2 separate regions of the Mus musculus genome follow, and region 2 is linked to region 1. Evidence: chromatin loops called from intact Hi-C (ENCODE). Cell type or tissue: heart. All regions are shown on one strand. Each heading gives the region's core, and the rest is flanking DNA. Links, peaks and the distances in the headings are about the cores only.

Evidence for each region. Hi-C counts contacts between places; a loop is a spot of excess contacts. Peaks named below come from ENCODE experiments on the same cell type or tissue, not always from the same donor. Only the 100,000 strongest peaks of a DNase experiment are listed, where the experiment ranks them.
Region 2: a loop joins it to region 1, with 1.9 times the contacts of the local background. A loop is called at or near these places in 1 of 42 quality-filtered maps.

Annotation. Positions count from the first base shown.
Region 1 is chr1:75,232,447-75,236,833 of GRCm38, reverse strand. Dnajb2 (DnaJ heat shock protein family (Hsp40) member B2) reads right to left here and starts at 411. Exons shown (of 9, transcript NM_001159883.1): 1 at 245-411. In heart, for the core only: CTCF peaks have their summits at 2,004 and 4,152 (motif pointing left); DNase peaks (open chromatin) are centred at 333 and 2,023; H3K4me3 peaks cover 808 bases; H3K27ac peaks cover 1,473 bases.
Region 2 is chr1:75,166,175-75,170,561 of GRCm38, reverse strand. It overlaps Zfand2b (zinc finger, AN1 type domain 2B), which reads right to left and starts at 1,916. Exons shown (of 10, transcript NM_001159905.1): 1 at 1,855-1,916; 2 at 1,656-1,731; 3 at 1,283-1,377; 4 at 931-1,062; 5 at 646-797; 6 at 103-195; 7 at 1-23. The coding sequence starts at 1,710. In heart, for the core only: no CTCF peak of the experiment used is centred there; DNase peaks (open chromatin) are centred at 1,611 and 1,901; H3K4me3 peaks cover 1,792 bases; H3K27ac peaks cover 1,414 bases.

The sequences.
Region 1 (4,387 bases), core at 176-4,175:
CAGGCCGACAGAGGCACCGCAGCTCCGTGCGGCCGCAACCCCGGGCAGGCAGGCGACACTTCGAGGTGGAATCGGGCCGGGGAGCCACGCCTGCGGCCAGTGACTAGGCTCCTTCGCAGCCTTTATCTGGTCCCGCAGGCCGGTGCCCAGGGCTATCTCACGGCAGGAGTGGGGAGCCCTACCCGAACCCCCTAAGTCTAGTAACCCGATCTGAACCCCCAACCTGACCCAGCTGGGACCGCACCTCCTCTGCCGGGAGTCCCGCCCCTGCCCCCCGCAGGGGAACCGCCTAGCACCCGCTGCCCGGCTCGCGGCCACTGCGTACGACACGCCAGGCTGGGTTGTGTGCGCAAGCATGCGTCAGCGCCCTGGAAACTACTAGAGACTCAGAGGGCCGGCTCGGCCGGTCACACGAGGGGGCGGGGGCGGGGGGGGCGGGGGCGCTGCAGGGGCTGCTGGGAGATGAGGGCGGAGCCGTTTATTTTAGTTTTTCACCCAGGCGACGTCATTCCCAGGTGGGACTTAGGAGGCTGAAGTCGGCTATATCTTTCCAGCTATGACGCAGTCTCTCAAACACAGGCAGAGGGGCGGTCCGCAAGCTAGGTGCGGGTCCCCTGTCCTGTCGCTGGCCTCTAAAAGTGCTTCACGATCCCTGAGTACTTCCCCCAGGCCATCACCTCCAAGACTCACCGAGTCTCCTCTGGGCCTAACCCTTCTTCATAGCTTAGCTCCAGTGCTAAGTCTTCAAAAGAGGCTGCCCTGGCTCCCCTGAGTAGGTCAGACCTGCTTTTTATAGAGTCTCGTGGCATTTTCTTCTCCACACTGTCAGAGCCACAAATTAACATTTATTTGATGATCATCTATCTCCCCCAGTAGAATGTAAATTATACAAGGTAAGAATTGTGTCCTCCTTCGTTCGTCATCCCCTTAGTCTTTAGTCAGAATTGAAACGTATCAGTTGGACAGCCGAATAACACTTGGAAGACTTTTAACATTTTTGACCTAGAAAGGGTGAGGTAGAAGAGCCTAGTATGAGGAAATTAGTAGACTCAACGTTTCTCTTCCACAGCTGATCGTAAGTAGATCTATTTAGCCTCAGAATGATTTCTGGATTCAGATCTCAGGAAAAGGGAACCTTCCAGAAGTGGGTCTTGTTTTATTCCATCTGGCCAATTCCTAGACATTAGTGTACTGTTTTCTTAGTAGATGCTGCCAGAAGGTACTAAGAATGTAAAGCTATGGGGATAGCTTAGGGGTAGAGTGCTTGCCCAGCAGCCGCCAGACCTTACTTAGCCTCAATTCCCAGCACTGGGGGAGGGATAAAAAATGGCATGGGATGTCACACACACACACACACACACACACACACACACACACACACAGCCTATCAGCAGAACCCACTGGGAAACTCAGAACTCTGAGAGCAGGGAGACCTGGCCTTGCAACCGGATGCTGCTGTGTGACTTGGGAACATCCAAGGCCTGTTTTCCCCCTTAAGTATAGGTAACACCTAGAGTTGTTAGAAGTCAAATGAAGCATGGTTTATGGAAGCTGTTATTAGCATAATGCTTTCTGGTGTCACACATGACCCAAGCAGGAATGGTTGTATGAGTCCAGTCAGTGTTTCAGGACAGGTGACCTGGGGACATCTCATCAAAGCAACAGCTTGAGCACCAACCAAGGGAAGGCTGCCGTCATTTTGTCCCCTTTTCCTGTCTCCCCACCTTCTGAACTCCTGCCTACATCTAGAGACTTCCTACCTACACTTGGGGAATTTTGGTTGTTTCAGCCTTAATAAGAGATGAAGTATCTACCACAGAACTTTGAGGCTCTTGCTTCCCTGATCTAAGGGTGCAGGCACAAGATGAGTTCTGCCAATGAGAAGTCACGACTAAGTGGGACTTCAAATCTGAATAGAGAAAGAGAGATGAAGGTGAAGGTGGCTAAGAATTTGCTTCTGTGTAGTGCAGGTTGCTGTGGGTCCTTCAGCGGCCTCTTGTGCCTGGAGGAGGAAGTGTCTGTCCCCGTGCTGAGGACAGATGATCACTGTCGGGAGGGAGGGGACAGAGCTGCCAGACCTCCTTTGTCACTGCTGTTTGAGGTTTGGCTGCCAGCCCTGCATTGACTGAATCGATGCGAGTTCCATACGTTGCTAATTTGAGGGTGATTTAGTGGCGGGAAATGGTTGATTTAGTTTAGTTTTGCTTTGCTTTGCTTTATTTTGTTTTGTTTTGTTGGTGGTTTAATTTTCTTGGTTAGCTTCTGCTGATTGCAATCGAATTCTGACTGACCCAAGGACCAAGAAGTACTTATATTTGGTTTAAACAAATCAAGAGTAAGTAAATTACTCCAAAATCTTCCAAGTTTTTGCTATTTTTCTCTTTCTCTCATCTCAACACACAGCAGGCTAGCACCTACCAGGAATGTGATATTAAGAAAAGCCAGGCTGGAGAGATGGCTCAGTGGTTAAGAGCACTGACTGTTCTTCCAGAGGTTCTGAGTTCAATTCCCCCACAGGGTGGCTCGCAACCATCTGTAATGGGATCCAATGCCCTCCCTGGTGTGTCTGGAGACAGCTACAGTGTACTCAGAAACATTAAAAAAAAAAAAAAGGATAGAATAGAAAAGCCAGGACTGGTGAGATGGCTCCTCTGATCGCCACTTGGATGCTATGTATGACTCAGGTGTGTGCATACAATAAACATTGCACCTGCACTATAGTCTAAATCCGAGGTGTAGTCTCAACCTTTGGAAGGCTGAGGAGGGAGAGCTACTTCAGGTTCAAGGCCAGTCTAAATAGTGTCAGCTCAGCCCGGACTGCAGAGTGAGGACCTGTCTACACAAAGAAACAAAGAATGCAGGAGGCTGAGACCAAAGGGTCAAAATTAGAGGGCAGCCTGAGCTATGTAACCAATACTTAGAACTTGACAGGATATAAATGAATGCATGGAACATACCTAGCAGAAGCAGATAAAGGCTTACTTTTCTTCATTCACAAAGGAAGTCAAAAGAATTTGCAAAACAAACTTCTTTTTAAAAATTTTAATACTGCCAGGTGAATGTACTTCCAGGACTCAGTATAATTTTTATAAACCCATTCTTGGGGGAGGGGAGGCATGGTCCGAGAATGGAGTCATGTGAGGAGATTTCTTAGTGCTTGTGACCTCAGTGTCCTCAAAACATGAGATTATTCTTGGACTATGCTATTGTTCCCCTCTCGGGTGTAGCAAGGAGGAGTGAGGTTACTTCAGATTTTTACTTCAGATTATTTGTTACAATTGCCCATTACCCGTTTATGTGCTTCTGTGGAAAAACACGTTTTCTGTCAAGTGTGAATTGTCTACTCCCTGTGTCCTGCCTTGTGATTGTACACTTTACCCATGAGACTTCTCTTAGCCCTCAGAGTATAAATTGATGCTCTGGATAAAGAGTTGGCTGTTGCGTGAGACTTTACTCTGCCTTATTTATCGACTCATTCTCCCAGGTCCCACCACCTCTAGCGTGGTAGTGGGGAATGTTGAGACAAGGCTTCATCTAGCCAGCCTGGCCTACAAAGCAAGAACTACGCAGTCACTGACTCAGGGCTACACAGAGAAACCCTGTCTTGAAAACAAACAAACAACAAAAAAACCACAAATGAATAAACAGTGGAAATTATGTTAAAAAATAAAGAGGGACTGGAGAGATATGTGGTTCAGAGCCTGCAGAGCTTTTACAGTGGATATGTTTGGATCCCAGTATCCACACTAGGTAGCACCCAAATACAGCCTTCTGCAAACCCAGCCTCAGGAGATCTGATGCCCTCTTCTGACCTCCGTGGGCACCGGTATGCATAGATACACACAGAGACACATACAAACACACATTGCTTTTAAAGTAAATCTTGTTTTATTTTGTTTGGTTTTTGCATCACGTTTCTCCGTATAGCCCCGTCTATCCTGGAACTAACTCTGTAGAATTTAGCGATCCACCTGCCTCTTGAGTGTTAGATTTAGTCACATACCACCGTGCCAGGCTTTTAAAAAATAAGTCTTTGGGCTGGAGAGATGGCTCAGTGGTTAAGAGCACTGACTGCTCTTCCAAAGGTCCTGAGTTCAGTTCCCAGCAACCACATGGTGGCTCACACCCATCCGTAGTGAGATCTGGCGCCCTCTTCTGGAGTGTCTGAAGACAGCTACAGTGTACTTATAATAAATAAATAAATCTTTTTTAAAAAGTCTTTATTAAAACAAACAAACAAAAACAAAAACAAAAAAACTCAGGTGCAGTGGAACATACCTGTAATGCCAGCACCTAGGAGGATCATGAGTTGAAGGCCAAGTTGGATTACATAACAAGACCCTGTCCCAGAAGAAAGGAAAAAATGATAAACACAGAGTAATGTTAG
Region 2 (4,387 bases), core at 309-4,308, 66 kb after region 1:
TGGTTGGAAGCTGGGGTGTAGCTCTATGGAAGACATTAAAACAGGCTGTGGTCAGAAGTGTGAAGGGGTTAAAATGGGGAGAGGAGAAATGGGTAGGCCTACCTGCTTGGGGAGGATGATGAAGGCAAGGTCCGGCTTGGACTGGGGGCGGTGCTTGTAGAAGCCAGACCTTGTGCTCTAGAAATAGCAGCAAGCCTGAAGGGAAGAAAAGAAAACCATTCTAATAAATCTTCCAGCACAGGCTTTGGGTGTCAGGAGGGTAGTCAGTAATTTCAGCTACCTGGAAAGTTCAGACTGAAAAACTGAAAATTGTACAGGGCACAGTGAGTTCAATGACAGCCGGGGCAACTTTGTGGACTCTTGTCTCCAAGGAATAAAGGGAGCTGGAAGTAATGTATGCTGTAATTTCAGCACTGGAGGGTCTGAGGCAGGAGGACTGCCACAAGTTTGAAGCCAGCCTGGGCTAAGAAGTGAAACCTCTCAAAACAACAAAAGGGCCAAGGCAGTACCTCAGGGGCAGAGTGCTTGCTTGCCTAGTTTCAGTCCACAGCACTGCAAGCAAAATGGAGCAAAAAGCATAAAGACTGCCTTGGTCAAGGAAGACATGGCTGAAGCAAAGCAAGTTGGCTATTTGGTGGTAATTACCCTGCCCTGCTGGTCTGATGACCTTCCCCAGAGCATTCATGGTCCAGGGGATGACGGTGCTTGATGCAGAAGTTTCGGCCACAGCGATCACAAGTCAGTTTCATCATCTCCCGCTGCCGGCAGCCAGAACGTTCACACTTATTGGTGAAGATCTGAGATGAAACAGGGTTTGTTATTTAGGAAACTCATCTTCTCCTCTGGCCCCCATGGAGCTAGCCTTTTGGGTTTGCAGATGTCCGTATACTACGCTGGGTTGTCTCACTAACCCCTCCATTATTTATTTACCTTGCGTTTTTGCTGTGCTGGGTCAGAACGACAGTCTCTGTCAATGTGCTCTCCCACAGCACGGTCAGGAGGCTCTCCTCTGGCCACCGGCACAGGCACATTACAGAGAGGGCACACAGGTACCTGGATATCCTATAGTCAAGGGTCAGGAGTCAGTATGAGAGCCAAGCAATCTCTTAAAGAACCCGGATATACCACTCACAAATACACAAAAAACAAAGTTACCCAGTGCTGGGCTTAGAAACACAATAACTAAGAGGGGAAAACATAAAATAGACAGATCCTGAAAGCATCTGCACCCGCTCTCCTCTCCATACACCAACCCCTGCCACCCTCACGATCGCCCCCTCACCTTTTGGTAAGCTGATCCACAGTGATGCTGGGCGTAGGCCACATGGTCTGCGCAGAAGATGCCCGAGCAGGCATCGCACTTGAGTGGCAAAAAATCTACAGAGAATGGGTCAGATTGCGGGTTCAAAGGAAACTTAGATGTCCTTTCCTCTTGCGCAAAGCTGCTACTCAGGTAGGAAAAACTCTGCCCTATTTGCAACACACTGTACCTCTTTCACAGTACACGATCAATTTGGCCACGCCCCTAGTCTCCGCCCACAACTTCGAGCCCCGCCCTCCTGGCCTTTCCAGCTCCAGTGCTCACCCTCCTGGCCCTACCTGCAGTCCCCAGCCCCAGCCGTCCGGCCCCGCCTCCCGCGTGCTCCGCCCCTCACCCAAGCGCTGACAGCTCGGCTCGGAACAGTGAGCCCCGAGGTCCGGAAACTCCATCGCCTGGCCGTGCGGGGCCTGCTGCGGGGAAGAAACGAGAGCTGAGCGTGCCAAGGACTCCCGCTCCGGGCCCCGTCCGCAACACAGCAACTCCGGGGGGCTCCCCGCCCCGCCCCTTCCTCTCCCCCGCCCAGCACAGGTTACCGAAGCCTGAGCGTCCGCCGGCCCGCAGCCCCTACTCCTCCTCCCGAGGGCTCGCGCGCTCTGACGTCATCACGTTGGGCGGGTCCATCCCGGGCAACAGTAGATTGCAGGCGGAGAGTCCCAGAAGAGTTGAGCCACGCCCGGGAGCGGGTGTAAAGCTTAGAAGAGTTTTTTCAGAACCAACCAGTGAAGGCAAAGATGGACGTGTCGGTGGACAAGGGTGGTTTGGAAGCAGTTCGGCCTTTAGCCTGCTCACTTCGTCACTACCTTACTTTTCTCTAGCCATTTCTCCAGACCGAGGCTACCTCTTTTCTGTGAGGAGTTACAGTGTTTCTCAGTGGTGCAGATTCCTCTCCAGGTTTTAGTGTTGATGTTCACCCTCTAAGACATCCCTAGCCCTTGTCGGTATGATCTGAGCACACCTGCTCTGTCTTCTCCTCCCCTCCATCCCAGTTTACACGTCACCTCATTGAAATCAGCTGTTCACCAACCTGGCACAGTGTCTCAAGCCTTTACTCCCAACACTCAGAAAGCAGATGCAGGTGAATCTTTGTGAGTTCGACATCAGCATGGTCTACATATCGAATTCTAGGACAGCCAAGACTACATAGAGACACCCAGGCTCGGGGGTGAGGGAGGGAGGGAGAGAGAGAGAGAGAGAGGCATCGGCCACACAAAGGGGACTACCTGGTGAAAAGAGACATCCATAGTGAAAGGAGAGAAGACGAAAAACCCAAGAGAACTGCACACCCTTCCCTTCAATGATAAAATTAAAATATATCAAAGAGTCAAGGATCAGCTCTACCTGTTTCATACTGGGCCCTGCCTGGCACATAATACCTAAAGTACAACAGTCTCAGGTGAAACTCACTACATAGCTATTTTAAACAGATGCCTGGGTCCTAGGACTTCTGACTCAGAGGGGAGCTCCAGAAGGAATGGTAACACATTTCTAGTATGTCTCAACTTGAAAAACACTAGCCTAGCACATTCTCAGGGGTTCTGGAATGTTTTTTGAAGAGTGGCAGTCATTAAACTGGTGTACACCTTTAGGAACCACAGACTGAGACCTTCCTGGCTCAGCACATTTTGCTTCTCACACAGCTTCTCCTACTTGGAATTGGTAGTCACTCTACCTTCCCGTAGGTCTAGACGTGGAAACAAGTAATCAGGTGAAGTAAACAAACAAACAAACAAAAAACCAGTTTCTGCCTCTCAACTTTCCCCTCCTCTTCCTTTGATTTTCACTCTAAGACCGGTAGAAATTAAGACAGTCTTTCCTGGCTACCTCAGGCAGAAGCCCTGTTCTCAGCTCTAACTGTACCCAAACACCTTGACTTGGGTCATCTGCCGACTTACATGCCTGCCACACTCATGTGCTTGTTGGTTGTGTTATATCAGCAAACTCTGGGTTCGACTGAGAGGCCTAGTCTCAATGAATAAAGAGGAAGAGCAACCTCAACCTGCCAGATTGATTCCCAGCATCAGCCACAAGCCTCAGGGTACACACAAATGCATGTCCACACCTCCCCACACATGTGACCACACACATGCAAATACACACAAATACATGTCCACACCTCCCCACACATGTGACCACACACATGCAAATACACACAAATACATGTCCACACCTCCCCACACATGTGACCACACACATGCAAATACACACAAATACATGTCCACACCTCCCCACACATGTGACCACACACATGCAAATACACACAAATACATGTCCACACCTCCCCACATGTGTGACCACACACATGCAAATACACACAAATACATGTCCACACCTCCCCACATGTGTGACCACACACATGCAAATACACACAAATACATGTCCACACCTCCCCACACATTTGACCACATACATGCGAACATGATTATGTACAAACACTTAGGAAATTGGGAAAAAGAATAATAAAAGTCTAAACCTATTTTACGTGGTTTAGTTTAATTTTGTGTAAATAGTATATCTCATTGGAAAAAATTATATTTCTCTGGCCCTCTGTTAAATCCTCAGCCTTCTAATAAAAAGTCAAAAGCAGAAGCCAGGTTGAAGTAGACATTTCTGGCTTCTTTGGAGACTCAGTTGTGTCGTGTGATGTTTTTCCGGAAGCTGTCTTATGAGAGGATGTTTTGCTGAGAACAGACACATGGTATTTTTCTGGAAACTGCCTGGAAAAAGGGCATGTGATGTTTTGCTGGAGTGGATACTTGAGAGGACTTGTGGATATTTGGAAAGAGTAGAAGTATAATCCACCGGTCTCTGACATTGGTTAGCCTTGTCACTCTTTACTGGTCTTCCTTTGACTTTGCTGATGCAGATCTTCACTAACAGTGCTGTGGCATTGGTTAATCTTGCCTTCTTTGCTGATCATTGCTTGTTGTGACTTCGAGACATCATAGAGAGAAACGCACCAGATAACTTCTCGTTCTCATAATATTCTGGCTTGCCACTTCTTTGGACTTGGATCAATTTGCAGAGCCTCAGGGTTTCTTCTGGATTGAACTGCTGTTGCTGATTTGT